3 separate regions of the Homo sapiens genome follow, and regions 1 and 3 are each linked to region 2. Evidence: chromatin loops called from intact Hi-C (ENCODE). Cell type or tissue: heart right ventricle. All regions are shown on one strand.

Evidence for each region. A loop is a pair of places that touch in the nucleus more often than their neighbours do. Peaks named below come from ENCODE experiments on the same cell type or tissue, not always from the same donor. Only the 100,000 strongest peaks of a DNase experiment are listed, where the experiment ranks them.
Region 1: a loop joins it to region 2, with 3 times the contacts of the local background. A loop is called at or near these places in 36 of 110 quality-filtered maps.
Region 3: a loop joins it to region 2, with 2.4 times the contacts of the local background. A loop is called at or near these places in 25 of 110 quality-filtered maps.

Annotation. Positions count from the first base shown.
Region 1 is chr18:63,020,392-63,028,391 of GRCh38, forward strand. No RefSeq gene overlaps it. Among named protein-coding and RNA genes, the nearest start is that of BCL2, 300 kb to the right of the region's middle. In heart right ventricle, CTCF peaks have their summits at 2,230 and 4,938; a DNase peak (open chromatin) is centred at 4,978.
Region 2 is chr18:63,115,767-63,123,766 of GRCh38, forward strand. It overlaps BCL2 (BCL2 apoptosis regulator), which reads right to left. Exons shown (of 3, transcript NM_000633.3): 3 at 7,580-8,000. Among named protein-coding and RNA genes, the nearest start is that of BCL2, 200 kb to the right of the region's middle. In heart right ventricle, a CTCF peak has its summit at 4,021 (motif pointing right); a DNase peak (open chromatin) is centred at 4,029; H3K27ac peaks cover 1,648 bases.
Region 3 is chr18:63,030,994-63,038,993 of GRCh38, forward strand. No RefSeq gene overlaps it. Among named protein-coding and RNA genes, the nearest start is that of BCL2, 280 kb to the right of the region's middle. In heart right ventricle, no CTCF peak of the experiment used is centred here; no DNase peak of the experiment used is centred here.

The DNA.
Region 1 (8,000 bases), 95 kb before region 2:
GCAATAATTGGTTGTCTTCCTCATAGATAATAAGTTCTTTAGAACTTCCTATTTCTTACTGATATTTTCCAAATGAACCCCTGTCCCCAGCTCCCAGTTCTCTGGCAAACATTGGGAGGGGGTGCAGGCAGCCTGGAGCTTTTCACAATCACTAAAGTGACAGAATCTAAAAACGCCCAAGTGCGTGATTTGGCCACTGGCTTTGCTAATGGCCTAGCAGGCAGTCCAGCAGGTGGACCTGTGCTCCGAAAACCACACAGGTGCAGCTGGCTCTGAAAACAGCAGGTGATGAATTCCAAAGAAGCAGGAAATCCAGGGTACTTCAACTTATCACTGACTTAAAATACAAAAACGAGGACACACGTTTATGTTACTGATATTTGCCCAGACTTGAGTACTATAAAAAGAACTGGAGAGAAATAGAATTAGAAACATACCTTTTGGCACTCCTAAAATAAATTGGAATAAAAAGCCTTTGAGAGTGACAGGAAGAGAACACTGGGGCAGATGGCATTGCACTCTGTAATTTAGCCTTGGCCATAACCACAGTTGGGGTGACCTGTCCTAGCTCATAGAATAACTTTAATGACCCTGTTCTTTCCCTTCTTTTGTTCATTTCTATGGCCTACAATTTTATTTTAAATGCATGGTATTTTATAAAGTCTGTAATAGCTTGGATATTTATTATTCAAAAGGAAGGTTGAGTTAGTTACCTCACCTGTAAAGTAAAGATGCTAACCCTTGCACCTCATTTCACCTTCCTCTTGCTCAAGAGGCAGGATCTCAGTTGAGAGCCCTGTATGTCTTGGCAGCTGTAAATGAAACTAGTTAAAAAAATTTATGAATTTTCCCATTTTTACTAGAAAAGAAGAGAATTATATCATCAATGCTTCTGTCCCTAAACCGAGACAAGCCACATTACTTGATGAGAGTCTTGTTATACTTCATTATCAATTTTTCAGCTTTCCATCATCCATTCCACCCATTAATCTATCATTTCATCCACCTACTCATTATTCCGTCACATCCAGCCAGCCAGTCAGTCAACCAACCGTCCTTTCTTCCATCCCAAACTTACTTCCATTTATCCATCCAACCAACCTAAGAATTCCCCTGTCTTCTTTCTGTCCTTTGTCTTCCCTTCTTTCTTTTCTCCCTCCATCCCTTCTTTTCCACCTTTTTTTCATTAGTGCATCACAATCTATCAATCTATCTGTCTGTCTATCCATCCATCCATCCATCCATCCATTTATCACAACCATCCAAAACTAATTAATATCACTGGTCTAAGTACTAAGCTAAATAAGCATTGAAATACAGAGTTAAAATGGTCTTACCGTCAAACAGTTTATCCTTTAATAACATTTTTTAAAATCTAGGAATGGTATCTATTTTTTCTTCTGTTTATTTAAATGGAAATAATTTTCTCTAGAAATATTTGTGAATCTCCTCACATTTAGTAGTAAGGACATTTGTGGGGAAAGTGAAAAGTGAATTCTTGAGAATTGTTCTGCGATTCAATGTGGGGGCCATCAAGCAAGTGGCTTCCAAGGGATGCTTCCCTGTTTAGCGTTTCCTTCTGTGGGTTTTTAAAAATCACCCAGTTTTGTGGGTGAAAATAATATTTCAGTGTTTGCTTTTTGTGAATGTGGCCCAGATTTTCTTTTGGGTTATTTCTTTTTCTTTTCTTCCTTTTTCTGGGAGCTCTTTATATATTAGGAAGATTAGGCCTTGTTTTTTATATGAATTACAAAAATTTTTTTTTCATTTGACATTTAAAAATTTAGCATATAGTAGTTTTTTCATTTTCATGCAAAAGGTTTAAAAATGTAGTGGAACATGTTAGTCTCTTTCTGTATGCTCCTGGATTTCGAAAAGGGGTGTTCTGGAGAGAGTATACCCTGGGCCTCTGCAAACCCATGGGCTCTGGGAGCCCAGAACTGTGCTGCGTGCCGTCCTGACCAAGCACCTGCTCCAGGTGACGGAGGGCGCTGCAGCTCCTTGGATTGGCTGCCTTCTCCTTTTCTTTTTGTTGAGCTTGGTTTCATGGGAACAGGAGCACTGTAAATATCTCACAAATCTATTTCAGAGGGAACGGAATTAGGAGTGGGCTTATGTCAGAAAAACAATACTACCAGGCCTCAGAATTCTGCGCCCTCCCTGCCCCTTCCCGCCTACCGCCCGGGAGGTCTCGCCTTGGGCTGCAGTGTGCGGACCGGCCAGAGGGGGCAGCACGGCCCAGTGGCAGGAGGTGTGCCCCGAGTGCGAGGGGGTCTTGAGCGCACTGCACGTGCTTTCGACTGCACTGAGCACAGCTCGGTAAATTACAAACTACGTCCTACCGAAGCAGATCCATTCGACCTCCCTCAGAAAGGAAGGATGCATGTGGATGATGCGTCTCACTCTTGTACTCAAGGGATCCCCACTCCTCAGCCTCCCAAAGTGCTGAGATTACAGGCGTGAGCCACCGCGCCCGGCCTCAGAATTTCATTCCTTTTGAAAATTCGGCAATATTCCACGAAATATATGTACCATGTTTTGTTTATCCATTCAGCTGCTGATGGACATCTGGGTTGTTTCCACCTTTGGGCCCTTGTAAATAGCTGCTATGAATGCTGCTGCGAACCCTGGTGTACATGTATCTGCTTGAGTCCCTCCCTCCAGCCATTGGAGTGCACACCTCGTAGTGGAATTGCTGGGTCTTATGGTAATTCTTATTTAACTTTCCGAGGAACTGCCAAACTTCTTTTATTTTTAAACAGGAGATTTATTTTTCCTCACTCAGGATCCTGGGCACACATCAGCTTGCTCATTATTTCCCTGGGCCAATGAGCAGGATTTTTCCAGCCTCTTCTCCCTGGTGCATCGCCTTTCTAGGGTCTGGTTCATGCAGGGGCTCAGCAATCTGTCCCACCTCACACAAACCCAAAGCCACACCCCATGAAGGAGAGGACATGTGGCATTTGCTCATGGATCTGTCTTCTCCTTATGTTGACTTTGCAACAGTCTTTGACCCAGCAGCCCGCCTCTTCCTTCTAGAACCACTTTCCACTTTTATTTCCTTCATCGTTTCTCCATCTCTAACAATATAAGTTGTGAGGACAGGGACATTTTCTCTCTTGTTTTCTATTGCAGCCTCCCAGCACAAAATGGTACCTGGCACACAGTAGGTGCTTAGAAATATTTGGTGAATAAGAGAAAGTGCTAAATCTTTTCTATACGTCGTCTCATTTAATGCTTATAACAACTCTATGAAGGGATAATTATCCTATTTTATACTCAAAAACAGGACCAGAGAGTTTAAGTAACTTCCCTAAGGTAACATAGCTAGTGAAATTCCTGTGCTATGTGTTATCCAAACTATAATAGAACAAGCCTGCACCATCTTCCCTGAAGAAAGCTGTTACTCCTCCAACTGCCCACTGGCTGTTCTGGAAAACCCCAGGAATGCTGCCCCTGCGATGGGTGGGTCCCTCCCTGAGTCCTGGGTCTGTACTCAAAGGTTCCCATCCTGTCCCAAAACTGTCCTCCTCTGTGCCCAGAGGAAGGGACCTGGTTCTCCCTTGACTACTCCATCCTCAGCAAGGACCTTCTCCTCTTTAACTTTTTTTTTCTTTTTCTTTTCTTTTTTTTTTTTTTTTTTTTTAGATGGAGTCTCACTCTGTCACCCAGGCTGGAGTACAGTGGCTCGATCCCAGCTCACTGCAACCTCCGCCTCCAAGGTTCAACTGATTCTCATGCCTCAGCCTCCCAGGTAGCTGGGACTACAGGCCCCCACCACCACACCCAGCTATTTTTTTTATTTTTAGTAGAGACTGGGTTTCACCATGTTGGCCAGGCTAGTCTCGAACTCCTGATCTCAGGTGATTCACCAGCCTAGGCCTCCCAAAGTGCTAGGATTACAGGCATGAGCCACCATGCCCAGCCAAGGACCCTCTCCTTTATGTCCCACAGCAATGCAGAGGTCAGGCAGTGACATTTAATAGGACTTTATTCATAGTTTGAGGCTAATGAAAGCACAAAACTGAAAAAAAAAATGACAAACATCCTTGGGCTCAGATCCATCCCAGGGCTCCTCGCTGGGCCACGCTGGCCTCCCAACCAGCCTGGCCCCCAGGGCCTTTACAAGCCAAGCAGCTCACCCGCCTCCCCAGCACACCCCAAGCATCTCTCTCGTGTTAGTCCGCTCGGCCTGTCATAACAAATTACTACAGACTGGCAGCTTAAGCAATGGAAATGTATTTCCTGGAGGCTGGTTCTGGAGGCTAGATGTCTGAGATCAAGGTGTTGGCAGGAATGGGTTCTTCTGAGGCCCCCCTCCTCAGCTTGTAGATGCCGCCTTCTGCCTGTCTTCGCGTGGTCGCCTCTCTGTGTGTATCTGTGTCCTATCTCTTCTGCTTATAAGGACATAGTCACATTAGATTAGGGCCCATTCTGACAACCTCATTTTAACTTAATTGACTCTTTAAAATCTCCACTTCCAAATGCAGTCACATCATGAGGTACTGCCAGCTAGAACTTTAATATATGAATTTGGGGGGGCAGGGGGCCTAGCCAGCCTGTCGCGACTCAGCAGAGAAGTACGTTTGCCCTTTCCCGGGAGTGTAGGGTACTCTGCCCCCATGTCACGGTAATCTTGTTGGCCTCTTCCAAAGACGACTGCCAGTGGCTCTATTTGTTTGTTTCTCCTTATCCAGTGGGGAAAATTCTCGAGTCACATGGCTCTGTGTAAAACAATGGGTGTCTGGTGGGGGATGACGGGCTAAAAGGGCCCACCAAACTGTAAAGTTGCAAAATTCTGTATTTCTAAAATATTTCCAGAGAATATCAATTAGGAGACGATATGGAAAGCGGGGAAGGGTCAAGAGACAGGTTGCTGAAAATAGAAGCCCATCCTCAGTCCGGAATTCTGCCTATCCTAGAGGCTAAGCCTCGCATTTCAGCCCTGTGGGTGGAGCTGTTGCCCATCCTGTGTGAATAGAGTACCTGGCTTCGTGGGTATCAATCCAGGACCACAAAGCACAGCTTTCTTTCTCTCCTGGAACCTTAAATTGAGGTCTGTTCTGTACTCGTCTGTGCGCCAGGTCTTGGCAGCCTTCTCCGGACCTTGGGGCTCTTTGAGTACTTACAGTCTTTGTTCAAATAAGCAGTCTCCTGACGGCTGGCCCAGATGTGGAGCCCACATCTGGAAGCTATCCCTAGTCTTGGCCCAGGCATTCAGGCTTAGGCGATGTGTGTTTCAGGTACAACCACACCCTGCCTGTTGGTCCAAACATAAGGGCCTGTGCAGGGCAGAGGTCTTGGAGGCTGGCGGCTGGCTTGGAGACAGTGTATTAGGTTAAATCCTAATGGGCAGTCATTTGGAAATATACAGGGACCCCCTGCCAATGACTTCATGCTGTGTTCCTGTCCTACCATCCTTCCCTGTTTTTTCTTGGCAGGGCTCGAAGTGCCAGGCCTGCCACAAGCACCCAGCAAGCAACTTCCCTTATCTCTCTGCAGCTTGCTGGTGGGGCATTTATCTTGGCCTATGGGTGGGGAGTGGTTATCCAAACCTCAGACTGAGTCTTCCAGTTGGGAGTTTATAGCTGAGACGTATGGTGCAGGCATGAGGGAGAAATATCCCTACATCACAAAGTGCTGAGTTTAGGAGGGTTCCTATACTTAAGGAAAACTGTGCTACAAAGCCCCAAATGCGGCACAGCTTGCTTCAGACCCACAGCACTTTTCCAAGAAAGGAAATACCCTGTTCATCATCCCCAAGAAGAGCAAGGACCAAGAGGGGTTTATGTGCAGGAAGGAGGGTGGCATTGCTGGGAGTTCGTCTGAGTAAATGCTTGTTTCAGGAGCTTGTGTCAAGCAGTTAGCGCCTGTTGATAGATTTCGGGTATGACAGGTCCAAGGAACCAGGATCCTCACTGAACCTGTCTGGCCTGACCTACGATAGATTTTTTTTTTCCTTGAATCAACTTAAAAGTTTCTCAAGTAGAAAATTTTAAAAATACAGATAAAGGGAAAAAAATCATTCCTCAAATCTCTACATCATAGATGCCAATGTTCACACTTTGGCTTATACACTACTATAATGGACTGAATGTTTATGCTCCCCCCAAATCCACATGTTGACATCCTAACCCCCAGGTGATGGTATATGGGAGGTGATCAGGTCGTGAGGTGGAGCTTGCACAATTGGCTTTTGTGCCCTTATAAAAGAGACCTCGGAGAGCTGTCTTGGCCCTTCTACCACCTGAGACACAGTGAGAAGAGCTGTCTGTGAACCAGGAAGAGGGCCCTCACCAGACACCAAATCTGCTGGCACCTTGATCTGGGACTTCTCAGCTTCTCAAACGATGAGAAATACATGTATGTTGTTTATAAGTCACCTAGTGTATGGTATTTTCTTACAGCAGCCAGGGATGGACTAAGACAACTGCCAGCCTTTCTCTTGTATGTATGAATAAACACTTTTCAAAATAATGACAGGGAATTATTCTGAAATATTATTTCCTAACCTGCTTTTCACTTCACAGATGGTAATAATTTTCTTTTCTGTTTTTTTGTTTGTTTGTTTGTTTTTGTTTTCTTTTTTTTTTTGAGATGGAGTCTAGCTCTGTCACCCAGGCTGGAATTCAGTGGCGTGATCTTGGCTCACTGCAACCTCCGCCTCCCGGGTTCAAGTGATTCTCCTGCCTCAGCCTCCCAAGTTACTGAGATTACAGACGTCCACCACCACATCCAGGTAATTATTGTATTTTTAATAGAGACTGGGTTTCACTATGTTGGCCAGGCTGGTCTAGAACTTCTGACCTCAGGTGACCCACCTGCATCGGCTTCCCAAAGTGCTGGGATTACAGGCGTGAACCACCACGCCCAGCCACGATAATAATTTTCCATGTGAAAAATGGTCTTTTCAGAATCACTGCTGCCTCTTTTTTTGGGGACCGAAAATCTGTGGAGACAGTTTTAGTTGTCATAATAATGAGAGGTGGGAGTGGGATGTGGTGGCAACGTGCAAATGACATTTAGAAGACAAAGGAGTGAAAAATTAGATGTCCTCCAAAACTCGAGTCCAGCCCCAGTTTTGAACATCCTAATGGACATTCATACAGGTAAAAAAAAAATTTATAATGATTTGAAACCCAAACCTAACTTCATTTTGCATATAAGCACGAAGCTTTTTGGTGTGGTTTTAGTATACACTAAATTTTCCAGCAATGCAACTAATAGTGTGTTTAGACCTTTTACTGTGAAATGTTGACTCAACCACCTGGAGAATCTCGTCAGCAATGGCAATGCCAGTGACAGCAGCTCAATCAACATCACAACATCACACCACCTGTATATAGGTGTGTGGTGGTCACTGTATCTGTGATGACTATACATAGAGGTGAATATACTTATTTAGCCTTCTATTTCTAAACATCATATAAATAAAGTGTCTACATTTAGTGGAACATTGTCTTATTCCTACTAAATCTCAACTTATTTAAAAGTAGATTCAAGCATCTGACTTCTTCATTGTATCTTCAAATGTAGTTGTGTCTAAAAATTGCAAATTGACACTGTGATCTCTTGGCAATGCACACTTCTTCTAAGCTCTGCCTTCTGCCTCTGGGGCTGGAAACCTCCAAGTTCCAGCTCCTAGATTCCTTCCCATCTTGCCTCACTTGAGGGTCTGCCAGTAGGAGACACTGGCTTCTGGTTCATCCTGGATCTTATGCTATGAAGGATGGCAGCCACAGCCTGGCTACCAGCGACTCTGAGTAACACCATTTCTGTTTTTGCTTCTCCAGTTCTCGGGGGTAGTCATTCCCTATAGTTACTAATCCTGGAAAACCCTACCTTCATCGATTTGCTCTTCCAGCCTTTCCAAAATCTTTGTAACCAATTCTCTACATTAACTCTCCTCTGAAATACCTACAGTAGTTGTTTTTGTGACTGGACATATATGGATAAAAAATGCATAGGTTTTATTCTATTTGAATTGTTTCTATTATGGT
Region 2 (8,000 bases):
AGACACTTGCAGTAGAGGGTGGAAAGAAAGACCGCTGGTCCACCCTGCTTTCCCCTGGGAATGGGATTCTTGTTATGCAAGAACATTAAAGAAGAGGCAAGAGCTCCATGTGGCATTTTCAGTGGAAGCATATTCACTTCTGAAACCTAGTTTCTCTCCTAAACTCCACCCAAGGCAAAATGGATTATTGCTTCCTGGAAATCGAACCAGGGGACTTTAAAGTGTTTCATATTAAAAACAGAAAAGCCCAAGAAGGAGAAAAATAATTACATTTCTAAAAGCTCTTAGAACAAATGCTTGCTTGTGAGAAATAACTTTTCTATAAATATTTTATTCCTCTTTTTTCCTCTTTTTGTTCTCCAGCTGAGAGGTTCCACATGGATATAGGAGATGATGTTCCCCTTGGGAGAGAGGATCAAAGCTCCCCTGAGCTGCTTGCTGCTGAGTTTTACTCATAATAATCTTTGTGGCTTCTACCCCAACCTGCCTGCAGGGCTCTGAGATGGAGTAAGCTCAAAACTGTGGAAAAACAAAGAATACGGAGAAAAATCCATTGCTCCTTAGCATCCAAGCTGGTGTTCCAAACAGAAAGATCCAAGGCTTGGCTGCAGAGAGAGAGAGAGAGAGAGAGAGAAATGTTTATGGTTTACCTGTGGGAACCCAGCCTGGGTCTTAATAATTTATAAAGCCTGGAGCCCACCTCACCACCCTCTGCATGAAGCTCAACACATATTTGTCAAATGGCTGGATCCATTCATCAACCCACAAAATGAGCACTGTGTGAGCTGAGGTGCCTACGGTGTTGAACCTGGAAACCTGAGGAAATGATGATACCAGCAAGAGGAAGGGGAAGCTGAGGAAGGACCTAGTCTTGGGAGTAGGTTGTAAATTTGATTTGGCCCATGAATGGCCTTAGATAATATGATAGTCAAGATCCAGTGTCCGTGGACAGCAGGTGGCTGAAAAAAGAGGACTTAAGGTTGACTTTGATGATCAGCAGCATAGAGTCAGTTCTCGCCTAGGGAAACATGATCATATTTGGAGTTTTAAAGAGATGTTGCTATGTGAAATATGTCCAAATGGAGGAACTAGGATGGTGTAGGGCTGAGATTGTGGCTAGAACATTTGGCTTCATAGAGCAATGCCTATAAGGATATATTTTGCTGTCATTGCATTTGATCACCTCACATGCAACAAGAGTAGACTTGTCCTGTGTCACTGCTGATGGATAATTCTCCATGGATCTCTCATGTTTCTGTCTATGTTGTAAGTAAGGTGCTGATTGCTCTGTTCTGGACTCTTTTCAAAAACACGTATATAGCGAACAGCCTTGGAACACAGAGATAATATCTCTTTCCAGAACAAAAGGCAGACATGCTTACTGCCTAATACAGAAGATTCAAGCTCCCTAAATTCAGACTTCTCCTATATTATGACTCATTGTGTCTGTCATATCCACATTTTCCTGAGAGAATTGGGGCTTGGGGACCCCACTTAAATATGCTGATAACTCTGGCAACTGCAATTACTGAGTAATCTGACCCCAGGAGTGTTACGTTTTCAACCAGCATCCATAAAATTGTGGCCGACCGACTTGATAACTTGCAAGTAGGGAAAAACTCAGGCCTTTCAGAGTTTTTGACAGTCACCCTCTGAGATTCTTGTTGTGGGGTCCATGGAGGAGCTGTAGGAGACTCTGAAAGGAGTCTGTAATTAAAGTCAAGTCACCTGCTATAGGCAGTGAGAGAAAAGAACAGGGCCTGATTGCTTTGGGGCTATGGCTTTCATTGTGGATGTGGGCTGAGATAGCTGTGATTCAGGATACAGACAGACAGACAGAAAAAACTAATGACAAGTATGGTAAGGTGGGCAATGAGCTACCATTTTTTAATGCAAAATAACAAAAAGGAATTTTTGCATATGTTTGCAACAAAAAGAATACAAACAGGCACAGATATTTACAGATGATATAGAGAAAGAAGAAGACTTGGCTCTTTCTTTTGCCTTTATTCAGCAAATTATGAAGTGCAAAAAGATAAAAAGAAGAAATTATAGTCTGTGTTTGATGGAGAGCTATTTGGAGAACAGCACAGGGCTCTATTTTTGGCCTTGACCTGTTTTGTAATTTTATCAAAGACTTAGACAAAGGTGTAGAAGACTGTCTTATCAGATCTGTAGACGACACAAATTTGGAGGGCTAGATAATGAGACACAGGTAAGAATTGAGACTCAGAATGTTCACATGGCTTGGCATGGAGGGCAGAGACCAAGAAAATGAAATTTTACAGAGGTGTCAAGACTTGAGTTTGTGCTAAAAGAAATCAATTGTGTAAATTTTCACAGGCATCCTAGTGGTTCATGAAAAAAAAAAAAGAGCTGGGGTTAATGTCAATCTCAATGTAACAGACAACAATACAGAACACTGGGTAAAACATGAATGTGGCTCTGATCCCTGTCACTAAGATGTGGCTTCCAGGCTAGGAAGGGAGTAGCCCCAAAGCACTTGGGACAGGACAGTTGCTGACCAGGGAATGATATTCATTTGGTGTCATCTTCTAAAGGGATGTCGAAAAATTAAGTGCATTCAAATGGGGGCAACTAGGATAATGAAGGCTTGTAAATGGCTGGGACATTCAGCGTGAAGGAGCAAAACCCATTGAGACATATTTTACTGTCTTTGCATTTGCTGTTTTGACAGCTTCAGGTGTTTGTGAACCTCCTGTTGAAGATGATGGCATCACAAAATAGAAAGAGGTTGGGTTCCTCAGTCACTTCCTGGATAAGAGGTTCTCAGGAAGAGTTTCCCAACCTACATTAGATTATGGCATGAGCGTACATCTCTTTGTCGAGGTACTTATATTTGGAGGTTTATTTGTTATTGCAGCCTAATTTAGCCTACCTTAACTAATGTACCTCTCTTAGCCTCATTTTCTACATCTGGACAATGGGGATAATCACATCTACTTCATGAAATTCCTGTGAGATTCAAGTAAGATGATGACACAATAATCATAATAGAAGGCTTCCTACTTCCTTAGACATCCTTCTCTTTTAAAATTTTTATTTATTTATTTATTTTTGTAGAGATATGGTCTAACTATGTTTCCCAGACTGGTCTCAAACTCCTGAGCTCAATTGATCCTCCCTCCTTGGCCCCCCAAAGTGCTGGGGTTACAGGCATGAGCCAACACACCCAGCCCTCTTTTTGTGCTGGTTCCTTTGTGAAAGTTCTGCTGTTGGAAGTGCTCTAGGACCCTACCCTCACCTACTGTCTCCTTCCCCAGGAAATGTCACACAAATCCATGTCTATATACTATCCATATGCTGATGACTGATTGAAGTTCTGTATCGAGATTGAGACCCCTACTATCTATTCAAGAGGAGACTTAGACATGAGTCTGGCACTCAGGAGAGATACAGGATGGAGTTATCAACTGACAAGAGTTTTCTCTTGATTCTCCTCCACTAGATCTGATCCTCACTCACCTCACTTTCTCAATCCTTTTCTAATTCAATAAATGACACCACTATCCACTCAGTTGTTTGGGCAAAAATCCCAGCAGTCATGTTTGAACTCACCAGGGCAGATGGCCCATGCTTTGCTAAGGAAGGTCCCTTGAGAGTGGTGTTAGTAACCAGAGAGACATATGTAGCAAAGTAGAGAAGCTAATCAACTTTAAACATTAAAAAATAGCACCCAAAATTAAATAGGGGGAGAGGGGTAAAAAATGTAAATTTGGGGAGTAAAAGAAACAATGTCAAATTTCTGTTACAAGAAAACTTGTTTCTGTGTTTTCCATGTAGATGGTGTTTGAGTGTTAAATCATTGAGGGACTTAGATTCCCATTGTATACATTTACAGTTTGTATACATTTGCATACAGTTGAATAGTTTTTTGTGTATGTATCTCTTCCAAAAAGAATTGCTGAATGGCCAAATTGGCCCAGAAATGGTCCTGTCTGGCAAATCCTCCGTTCTTAGTATGAGGTTGCCAGGGACCTGAGATGCCGTCCTCCACTTGGTGGCAGTGTGTGGTGGGACACCAAAAAAGGGTGACTAAATCCATTGCCTTCTCCACATTCTTCCAGTAAATGTGGGATTGTAGAGGGTTTTGAGGGTAGAGTCCTGGAGCACTTCAACAGCAGAACTTTCACAAAGGAACCAGCACAAAAACAAAGAGGGCTGAGCGCAGTGGCTCATGCCTATGTTGATAGGAATCACAACCAGATTTGTTTTATATCACTTTAAAAATGTATACAATGGAAGCTAAGTACCACAATGGTTTGATAATTGAAAACTATCTACATAAAACATACAGAAACAAGTTCTTTTTTAACACTTGGAAATTTGGCACTTTCTCTCCTCAAATTCACATTTTCACCCCCATTTTTTCCCAGATGAGATTCCTTAATGTTAACATTTAAAATTGATTAGCTTTTCATACTTTTCTACAGCCAAGATTAAGCTTATGCATTTAAATGCATTTTAGTGACCTTAAGGCTTTACTTTTTGTTCCCAGATTGAGTAATTATTACAACTATTATTTTTATCCAATTACTTGTTTCCTTGGTGCTGACAGAAAGATTAATTTAAATAAAATACTCCGCTGGGTAGTATCTGCTTTTCAGTTTCCAATAAAGTCCAGAGGAGTGCCTGGAGGGGCCTTCCGGGAAGGGGTCTTCTGATGAATCAGCCGATGTGCCACCCCAACTTGACAGAAGGCCCCCTTGTCAGCAGTTTGAAAGACATATACCACGCTTGCCCATGTATGACGGTTCATTTTTAAAATTTAAATGTCAATAGTTGCTAAGGATATAATTTCCAATGCACTCTTTAATAGCATAAGAAAGAAAATTGTTCCCAAACTGTCTGTGGCAGAACTTTTTTGTATGATGTCATTTGTAACCCCTTCCATGAAGTAATTATGATTCCTGATAAAATGCTTGGGTAATTTCCGGATAGACTTTAATGGGATTAAGAACTGCTGAGAAGTCAGGGTCTCCACTCAGCTCTCTAAACCACGCCAACCAGTCTCGAGCTGTTCTTCTGTTGTGGTGCCATTTCTTTTTTCTGTTTGTGTCTCTTCCAAAAAAGAATCACTGAATTGGCTGGCTTGCTGGGAGCCTCTTCTCTTGAGGCCAGTCTGAAATAGAATTCTGACACAGGCTAATAACAAGTTTGTCTGACAAGTTATTTTAAGAATTCACATTTTAAAAATAAATTTGTTACATCATTTTCAAACGATATCCATTGGAATCGAAATACCATACTGGCATGATACTCAATACCCTACATGAAAAATATAGGAGTTACTTTTTGACACTTGGACATTTTACATTTCTTTTTCTTCTCCTCAAATTCATAATTCTGCCTCTCATTTTATCCTAATATAATATTTCTTACAACTAAATTTACAACTTACAATTTCTTAAAATTGATTTACCTCAGGATCATCTATGGCAAATCTGTAAATTTTTGTGGCCATAAGGTTTTTTGTGTTCCTGAGTTGAGTATACAATTACTATTACCCAACTCATAAAAATGCACAAATATATTACAGTTTTGACAAATAATTATTAAGTATAAAATTTAAATTTTATTGGAAATAAATCTCTTAAAAGAGATGGGACTAGTTTATTCCCTCTCTCCTCCATCCCCAGAAAGACACATAACCATAAATAAAAACTACATAATGCTAGAGGGAACTAGTGTTCACCAGTGAGTCTATTCTTGTTTTTTATCTTTACGGATATAAGCTCTGAGGAGGGCTGTTCATGTAACAACTACATGAGATTGGAAAGAGTTTTGTTATAGCAACGTTATTCAACTATTTGAATTTCTGGTATATTCAAAAGTCACATTAAAAAATCTATCGGCTGTCTTCACTAGAAACTCTTTCAACTTTGTTGAAAGCAAAGAATTGGAAAACCAGTTTCCAAAAAGATTTGCTCCCCAGTCATTACAGTCCAATATAGCTCCAGGATTTCAAATCATGCCTTTCAGTAACCCAAGAATTCTAACACTCCAGGGCCATGCCCAGTGGTGTGTAGGTAAATTTACTCTCTGGGGAAAAAAGAAAAAGGCAAAGAAAAGAAAGCCCTGCTTTATAGCTTTTGTTCGTTTACATGGTATAAAGGCTTCCACCACAGCCAATTTTTTTTTCTTTTTCTTTCTTTTTTTTTTTTTTTTTTTAATGTTCATGTTTTGCTCTGTCACCCAGGCTGGAGTACAATGGTGTGATCTCAGCTCACTGCAACCTCCACCTATTGGGTTCAAGCAATTCTCCTGCCTCAGCCTCCCGAGTAGCTGGGATTACAGGTGCCCGCCACCACACCCTGCTAGTTTTTGTATTTTTAGTAGAGATGGCGTTTCACCACGTTGGCCAGGCTGGTCTCAAACTCTTGACCTCATGATCCGCTGGCCTCGGCCTCCCAAAGTGCTGGGATTACAGGCGTGAGCCACCGCACCCGGCCACCAAGGCCAATTACAAGCCACTAACCTGACCTCACTGACACACGCTTGGGATGACAGGCACACAGTCAGCTCTCCGGGCCAGTATGAGACACTCAGTACCGCAGGGCATCACAGTTAGATTCAGACAGAGGGAGGAGTGTGTCCCTCTTCTGAGAAGTGTGACAGATGATTGTGAAAGGGGAGAGTGAGGAGAGTTGTCTGAACTCAGGGGTGTGCTCACGGAAATCGGTTTATGAAGGAGTACCCATGGGTGTTGAGAACATTGATTCTTCTAAACATCCCATGCCTGGGTACTCCTTGGGAAGGCTGTGCCACCATGGTTCCAAGTGCAGCAATTTGGAGGCTACCGATTCAAAGGATGGAGTATGGACCTTGGAGTCAGCCACACCAGGGCTCAAATACTGCCTCTGTAATTTATGATTATTGAGAACTTGGGCATATAGTTTCAACGTCTTGAGTCTCAGTTATCTCCTACAAAATACAAGAGGCCAATACCTACCTTGAAAGGTTTGAGAGCAAAAGGTAGTATGCATACAGTGTTGTATCCAGCAGGTGCTCAACAGATGAATGCTACTATCAGAGTCCTTTTAATTGAGTCTAAGTGATGTGACTTGAAGGGTTGAGGATTAGGGTATCAGGACCTGAACCCAGTGGGAAACATCAGATCCCTTGCCATTTAGGGTTCACCTGCTCCAAAGCAAGTAGCTGCTTTGGTTCCATCTAAAAATGTTGACTTCAAAACAGAACTTTCAGCTTATTTCCCTCTTTTTCATACACATTTCATCTTATAAAATGCAGAGGCTGGGATCTCTGGTCTATATGGAAGAACACACTCAACAGCAACAGTAGCTCTCCCAGGGAGTAGAACTCAAGACTGGTCTATCTTGTACCTAACCAGGAGGGTTATTACCAAGAAACAAGAGTCTCCTTCTAAGGTGGTTTCACCTGTAAGGCAATCCCTTAGCCTGGTCCCTGAGGGCTTCATTAGAGTAGGGTCCTGGTGATTTTACTGGCTTGTTAAGAAGGCTTTTCAAAGTCTTGTGTAATGATGATGAATGGCAGGGCAAAATCATGTTAACACATTATAAACAATTCCAGGCACAACCAGTATCTCACACTGTACTTTATTTTTCTTCACAATATTAACTAGACAGACAAGGAAAGTTTAATGGCAATGTGACTTTTTCCAACAACACAAACAAAGTGCCATTATAGCTAATGGTGGCCAACTGGAGACTTACTTTACCTTAACCATGTAAAGTATCCTTACCGTATTTTTTATGTGTACAGTGTTGCAGAATATCAGCCACCTCTTAAAAGTATCAATCTTAAAAAGAGCCATGGAAGGTAAAAGTATGAAAATCTTGATAACAAAAGCTTTCAATACAAAAACACTTATTGTACACTTATTTTTATTTAAAACAAAAATAACCCCAGTAACTCAAAACAAAAGCAAACCTTGGTTGAAAACTTAAGAAGGTATAATAAACAAAACCACCAAAAGAAAGCTTCCCCAAAAGAAATGC
Region 3 (8,000 bases), 85 kb before region 2:
ACAGCATGTGAAAGTGGATTAATACACCTACTTATTGTATCCTTGGTCTTCTATGATCCTGAATTAACAATAACATTGCCCTAAGCCTGCAACAATAAGATGTATATAGGCAGTCTTCACAGCTTCCCTTAAATTCTGTTTTCCTTCAAGAATACCTGGTAACTTCTTCTAGCAATATGGCAGTCAGGTACACAATGACTGTCCTCACTGGAACAACTAAAATGGTTTTTAAAAAATTTTAAACCAAATTTTATAAATGATTATAAGTGAGGAATACACCAAGTCTAAAAATAAAATAAAATCAAGACCTCTGGGAGGTTAATAAGTTCCAAAGCTAGCTTTTCCTCTAAGGGTTTCCACCAGATCTTAAGATTTCACTTTGCAAGTACCTTGGGTGTAGGGGGCTGGAGATAAAGCCCAGATTCTGCCCAAGGAGGGAATATAATAGGAGGCCCCCATATATAGCTGGGACTTACACTGCATATGAGTGAGACATAAGCCCCACTGCACAGAAATTTATAGCAAAAAATTTGCTTTTCTCAGCCTTGCTGACAGGTGGAGAAGGAAAAAAATATATCCCTTGAGAATTTGCAACCATATGCCAGCCCTCATGCAAGATTTTATCTTAACTAACCACTTGTGTGATCTGGAAAACATCAAGCAGACTTTAAATTAAAATCCTTTGTTTGTAGCATCTCCAGATGATTCACAGAAGTAAGCGACCTTCCTAAAGAAAAAAAAACATAATTTAATTCAGTTCTGCAAGAATTCCCACAGGTAAAGTTGCAAAGAATATAAGTGGCTTAAAAAATTATGAAATTTATGAGGAATCAAGTTACTATGAATGAGAAGAGGCAGAAACAACAGATAGTAGAAATAGATCTTTTAAAAGTTCACATACTTATTTTCAGATAAAGAATACTCATTATCTACATCTAATATGTTCTTTTAAAATTAAAGATTTATAATCCCATGTAGATTTCAGGAAAAAAATTAAGTAGAAGCTTGGAAATTTGGACAGAAACATGTGGATTTAAAAACAAATCTAGTAGATCGTCAATAAATGAAAATTATAGCAATTACATACATATTACATTATAGCAATTATATATATATATACTTTTTTTTTTTTTTGAGACTGAGTCTCGCTCCGTCACCCAGGCTGGAGTGCAGTGACATGATCTCAACTCACTGCAACCTTCATCTCCTAGGTTCACACAATTATTATGCCTCAGCCTCCTGAGTAACTGGGATTACAGGTGTCCGTCACCACGCCTGGCTACTTTTTGTATTTTTGGTAGAGATGGGTTTTCACCATGTTGGCCAGTTTGGTCTTGAACTCCTGACTTCAAGTGATCCACCTGCCTAGGCCTCCCAAACTGCTGGGATTACAGGCGTGAGCCACGGCTCCTGGCCACAATTACATTTTTTAGAAAGATCAGCGGAGTAACTAATTAGGTAACAGCTAACATGGGTATTTGTTAATTGGAAGATGGGTGTGAAACAATTTAGAATGCAGTCTAGGGAAATAAAGATCAATGGATGAATGGATAAAGAAAATGTGGTGGCCAGGCATGGTGGCTCATGCCTGTAATCCAAGCACTTTGGGAGGCCAAGGCAGATGGATCACCTGAGGTCAGGAGTTCAAGACCAAGCTGGCCAACATGGTGAAAACCCATCTCTACCAAAAATACAAAAATTAGCCAGGCATGGTGACACATGCCTGTAATCCCAGCTACTTGGGAGGCTGAGGCAGAAGAACTGTTTGAACCTGGGAGGTAGAGGTTGCAGTGAGCCAAGATCATGCCATTGCACTCCAGCCTGGGCAACAGGAGCAAAACTCTGTCTCAAAAAAAAAAAAAAAAAAAAAGAAAAAGAAGAAAATGTGGTGTTAATATAAATACACAATGGAATACTATTTGGCCATAAAACAATAATGAAATCCTGTCATTTGTAGCAACATAGATGGAACTGGAGGCCATTATGTTAAGTAAAATAAGCCAGGTACAGAAAGACAAATATTGCATATTCTCACTCGTATGTGGGACCTAAAAAAGTTGATTTCATGGAGGTAGAGAGTAGAATGATAGTTATGAAAGGCTGGAAAGGATGTGCATGGGGGAGGAAGAGAGGTTGGTTAATGGGTTCAAATATACAGTGAAATAGAAGAAATAAATTCTAATGTTTGATAGGAGAGTAAGGTGACTATAGTTAACAATCATGTATTATATATTTCAAGATAGCTAGAAGAGAGAATTTAAAGGTGTTCCCAACACATAGAAATGATAAATACTCAAGGTGGTGAATACCCCAAATACCCCGACTTGATAATTACACATTCTATGCATGTAACAAAATATCACTTGTACTCCATAAATATGTACAAATATGTATCATTTTTAATTTTTTTAATTTTAATTTTAATTTTTTTTTTTTTTTTTTAGATAGAGTCTTGCTCTGTCACCCAGGCTGGAGTGCAGTGGTGCAATCTCAGCTTACTGCAATCTTCGCCTCCTGAATTCAAGAGATTCTCCTGCCTTAGTCTCCTGAGTAGCTGGGACTACAGGCGCCCACCACCATGCCCAGCTAATTTTTGTATTTTTAGTAGAGATGGGGTTTCACCGTGTTGGCCAGGCTGCCCTCAAACTCCTGACCTCTGGTGATCCACCTGCCTTGGCCTCCCAAAGTGCTGGGATTACAGGCATGAGCCACCGCACCCAGGCTAATTTTTTTTTTTTTAAATTAGGCAACATATAGAAGATTGAGTATATATTCTCTTCACAGTAATAATACACTGTAAATGCATAACAGAAATATAACTAGAAAAATTCCAAATGTTGGAAAATTAAGCAACATGTTTCTACAACCTGTGGTTTAAAGAAGAAATTACAGTGGAAATTACAAAAAATGATATAGAAAATATAAAGCAAAGGTTAAGAAAGATGGTGTACAACATGAGAATGTTTAATACGTGTCTAATCTGAGTCCTTAAGTAGAAAACAAGAATGAAGAATAGATAGCATTCAAAAAATAATTGCTGAAAATTTTCCAAAACTTTTTGAAATATACAAATCCTATATCCATCATAATAGAGCTAAAGAGTAGCAAAGGAAAGGACAAAATCTTTTTTTTTTATTATTATACTTTAAGTTCTAGGGTACATGTGCACAACGTGCAGGTTTGTTACATATGTATACATGTGCCATGTTGGTGTGCTGCACCCATTAACTCATCATTTACATTAGGTATATCTCCTAATGCTATCCCTCCCCCCTCCCCCGACCCCATGACAGGCCCCAGTGTGTGATGTTCCCCTTCCTGTGTCCAAGTGTTCTCATTGTTCAATTCCCACCTATGAGTGAGAACATGCGGTGTTTGGTTTTCTGTCCTTGCGATAGTTTGCTGAGAATGATGGTTTCCAGCTTCATCCATGTCCCTACAAAGGACACGAACTCATCCTTTTTTATGGCTGCATAGTATTCCATGGTGTATATGTGCCACATTTTCTTAATCCAGTCTATCATTGATGGACATTTGGGTTGGTTCCAAGTCTTCGCTATTGTGAATAGTGCCGCAATAAACATACGTGTGCATGTGTCTTTATAGCAACATGATTTATAATCCTTTGGGTATATACCCAGTAATGGGATGGCTGGGTCAAATGGTATTTCTAGTCCTAGATCCTTGAGAAATCACCACACCGTCTTCCACAATGGTTGAACTAGTTTACAGTCCCACCAACAGTGTAAAAGTGTTCCTATTTCTCCACATCCTCTCCAGCATCTGTTGTTTCCTGACTTTTTAATGATCGCCATTGTAACTGGTGTGAGATGGTATCTCATTGTGGTTTTGATTTGCGTTTCTCTGATGGCCAGTGATGATGAGCATTTTTTCATGTGTCTGTTGGCTGTATAAATGTCTTCTTTTGAGAAGTGTCTGTTCATATCCTTTGCCCACTTTTTGATGGGGTTGTTTGATTTTTTCTTGTAAATTTGTTTGAGTTCTTTGTAGATGCTGGATATTAGCCCTTTGTCAGATGGGTAGACTGCAAAAATTTGGAAAGGAGAAAACCTCAAAAGCAGCTAGAGAGACAAAAGAAAGATCACCCACAGCAAAGTGATCATTTGACTTACTACTGATTTCTTAGTCACAATAATGGAAGCCAGAAGACAGCAGAATACGTTGTCAATATGTGAAAGAATTAAAATATCTTATAAGAAGGAGACCAAAATAAAGACATTTTAATATAAATAGAAACATAAAGAGTTTATCATAAAACAACAACAACAAATCTCTGACTAATGGAAATTCTAAAGGATTTATTTCAAGCCAAAGGAAAGTGACTTCACTTGATTGATAGTAATATCTAATTTGTTTTTTTGTTGTTTGTTTTTTTGTTTGTTTTGTTTTTGAGATGGAGTCTCACTCTGTCGCCCAGGCTGAAGTGCAGTGGCGCGATCTGGGCTCACTGCAAGCTCTGCCTCCTGGGCTCACACCATTCTCCTGCCTCAGCCTCCCGAGTAGATGGGACTACAGGCGCCCACCACGCCCGGCTAATTTTTTTTGTATTTTTACTAGAGAAGGGGTTTCACCGTGTTAGCCAGATTGGTCTCCATCTCCTGACCTCGTGATCCGCCGGCCTCGGCCTCTCAAAGTGCTGGGATTACAGGTGTGAGCCACCGCGCCCGGCCTAATAATATCTAATTTGTAGGGAAAGGTAAGGATTAAATAACGGGCAAGAATAAAATATAAGTGGGGAGGAGCATGACTGTAGTTAAGGCTTTCTAAAGTCCTCAACAGGAGCATAAAGTTATTAATTAACTTTAAATGTTGTTAGCATGCTTGTTTGTCCTAGAGTAACCACTAAGAAAAAGACATATTGCATCATACTTTCCAAATAAGTGGAGGTGGGAGGAATGAAATAAAGAAAAAAAAGAAACATTTTAAAGAAGTAAAGAACGAAAAAACTACAAAATAGTAGAACAAATAGAAAGTACAAAATAAGATGTGGATAAAAATCCAGTAATTACTATAAATGTAAAAGAACTAAACTTTCTGGTAAAAAGGCAAAAATCGCATGGCTGGATTTTTTGTTTTAAGTGTAGGTGTATGCTGTTTAAGAGACATACGTCTTAAGCATAAGAGTACCGGAAGATTAAAAGTCAAGAATAAAAAAAAATCATACACCAAGGTAATGCTAACCCAAAGAGAAATTAAGTAGTGATATCAATATTAACATCAGACTAAGTAAACTTTAAGGCAAAAAGCGTTACTAGCACTAAAGGCCATGACATAATGAATGATGAAAGGTCCAATTTTCCAGAAATATGTAACAGTTCTCAATTTGAATGGAACTAACAGCAGACTCTCAAATGCACATAAATCAAAAATTGACAGCTCTACCAAAGAAGCTACCAAATTCACCATCTCTGTGGGAAACCTTAACATACGAATTTTGGTAAATATTCCATAGACTATACTCTTTAATCACAATTCAATAACTTAAAAACCTTGTGCATTTGGAAACTTACATAAAACACTTTAAATCTGTTAATGTATTAAAAACGAAATCACAATGGAAATTAGAAAATATTGGAGCTAAACTGTAACTGAAAGTTACCCATCAACATTTGTCAGGTGCAGCTAACATGATACTTAGAGAACAATTTATAGTTCTAGATGTTTGTATTAGGAAAGAAGAAAATCTAAAATGTAATAAGCCTAAGAGGCAACTGAAAAATTCCCATCCCCCCTCCGCCGAAAAAATATCAGAATAAGCCAAAAAGGGAAGAAATATAATAAAGGTAAAAGTAGACATTAATGAAATAGGAAATATATATAGTGAGGTTCAACAAAGCCAAAAGCTCTTTTCTAGGGGACAAAATTCCAAAATAAACATTTAGCAATATTAGTCAAGAAGAAAAGAAAACAAACACAAATAATAGTAGGAATTTAAATAGGGATTATAACTACAGATGCCGCGGAGGTTGAACAGATAGGGGAGATTATAGAACAACAGTAATTGTTGTATGTTGTCAGTGATCTTGAGTAAGTCTATTTTCTCCTTTATAAAATGTTTGAATTCGCTCTGATCTCAAATGTCTCCGAAAGCAGTGCTTCTCACAGTTCAATGGGGATTTCATTAAAATGCAGATTCTGACTCAGTGAATCTGGAGTGGGACCTGGGAATCTGCATTTCTAATGAGGGCCACCCCGCCCCCGCCCCGGTGATGTAGATATTGCTGGTCCATATTTGAGTAGCAAGGCCTTTAGACGCCATCATCCCTTACATCAGTATCACTGTCTTTTTAGACCAGTTCCATCCTGTATTTTGTGTTGCCTTTTTGCAACATTCACTCCCAACTTCCCAAATTCTTTCTCATGCCACCCAGATCTAGTAAAGCTAAGATTCATCAGAGTCAAAACCTTAAGTAACCTTTAAGAAGCAGAACAAAAAATAATGTAAAACAACCCCAGGACCCTCTAATTTTACTACAAGCTGTAACTAAAAGGACATCATTGCTAAAAAAAGGACACCTACCATTAAGCCCCCTTCTTTCTTTTGTTTTGTTTTGTTTTGTTCTGTTTAGATGAGCTGATTTACTCTACATTATGGGAAATGGGTGAATTGAAAACTGTCATATAGACACAATAGGTACCAATACTTGACTTACAATGATATACAATTGCATAATGCATTCATTGACGATAAACACTGTGGCAATTTTCTTTTTAAAGAAATTCCACTATATAAGTGGAATTTCTATTTGTCTCCACCCAGTGTTTCTGAGGCTTATCTTAATTATCCCAACATCATTAGCAGTTGAATAAAAAGTCAGTTCGATGTGCAGTGTGAGAGAAAAAAGTCTCCACAATAAAGCCTTCTAAAGCATGAACTTTAACTTCAGACTCCCTTTGTGTAAGTCAAGGAGAAATTGATTAAGTCATTTTGCTTGAGTGCACAAAATGAGAATTTTCTCTTACTCACAATCCCTAACAATAATAAGGGTTGTCATCTTTAATATTTAAGCCCAAGGCTAGAGGAGAAAAGGTATTTATGTACATATATGTACAGTCTGGCAAATATTAGCCATCTGTCCCCACGTACCTGGAACCAAGCAGAAAAATAAAGTAGGTTGCTCTGGCTATCCCAGAAAATGGGTAAGGAGAATTTTTAAATAAAACATGACATATAGTCACTGGCATGGCTGTCACCTGAGTGTCTCATTTCTTACTGCTGCTGCTGGTGCTGTTTGCCATGTCCCACTCCAGCCTGGGCTGGGGGTGAATGAGCAAGAGGAGACATTTGATGGAGGTCAGGACTGTCATTGGAACATTAAAGGCTAGAGGCCTGTGGAAGTACCCAGTTATTTATGCCATCTTCAGATGGGTTCTAATTAGCTGTGCCTCAGCACAAAATTCAACCGAAAACCAAGTAAGCCATTTACCAAGTCCAAAGTGCCAGCGTTCTTCTTGGCATGCACCATGAATCAAATGCACTGTGAAATCTGAGTGCGAGACCCGGGGCCAGGACCACAGAGCACTCAGCTATTGAGAGCATAGTTTTCTAGTTCTCTCCTTTTGGTCATGGAATCCCAGCAGAGACACAGTGATGGAGGGCTGGACAGTATCTATATCACCAATAACATTTGTATCCCAGGGTAGGTGGGAAACCGCCACCAAAACAGAGAAATAGACAAATAATTTCTTCAACCCTAGCACCTCTGTATAAGTTTTTCCAAGGAAATCTAATCTCATATTGAATACTGGGGACTTTTTTGATATATGGTTAAGAAACAGTCTTGCGAACACATTCCCTCATCAGGCTCTCCCGGCTCTCTGTGAGGTAGGATTGCTCCCACACTTTCACAGGTGAGCCCTGAGATCCAGACAGGTTCAGTAAGAGAGGCAAGGCCCCAGGAATTGGGTCAGCCTCTTCATTCAAACCCAGGTCTCTCAAATTTCACAGCTCCATGCATCTGCCCAACACAGCCATGCAG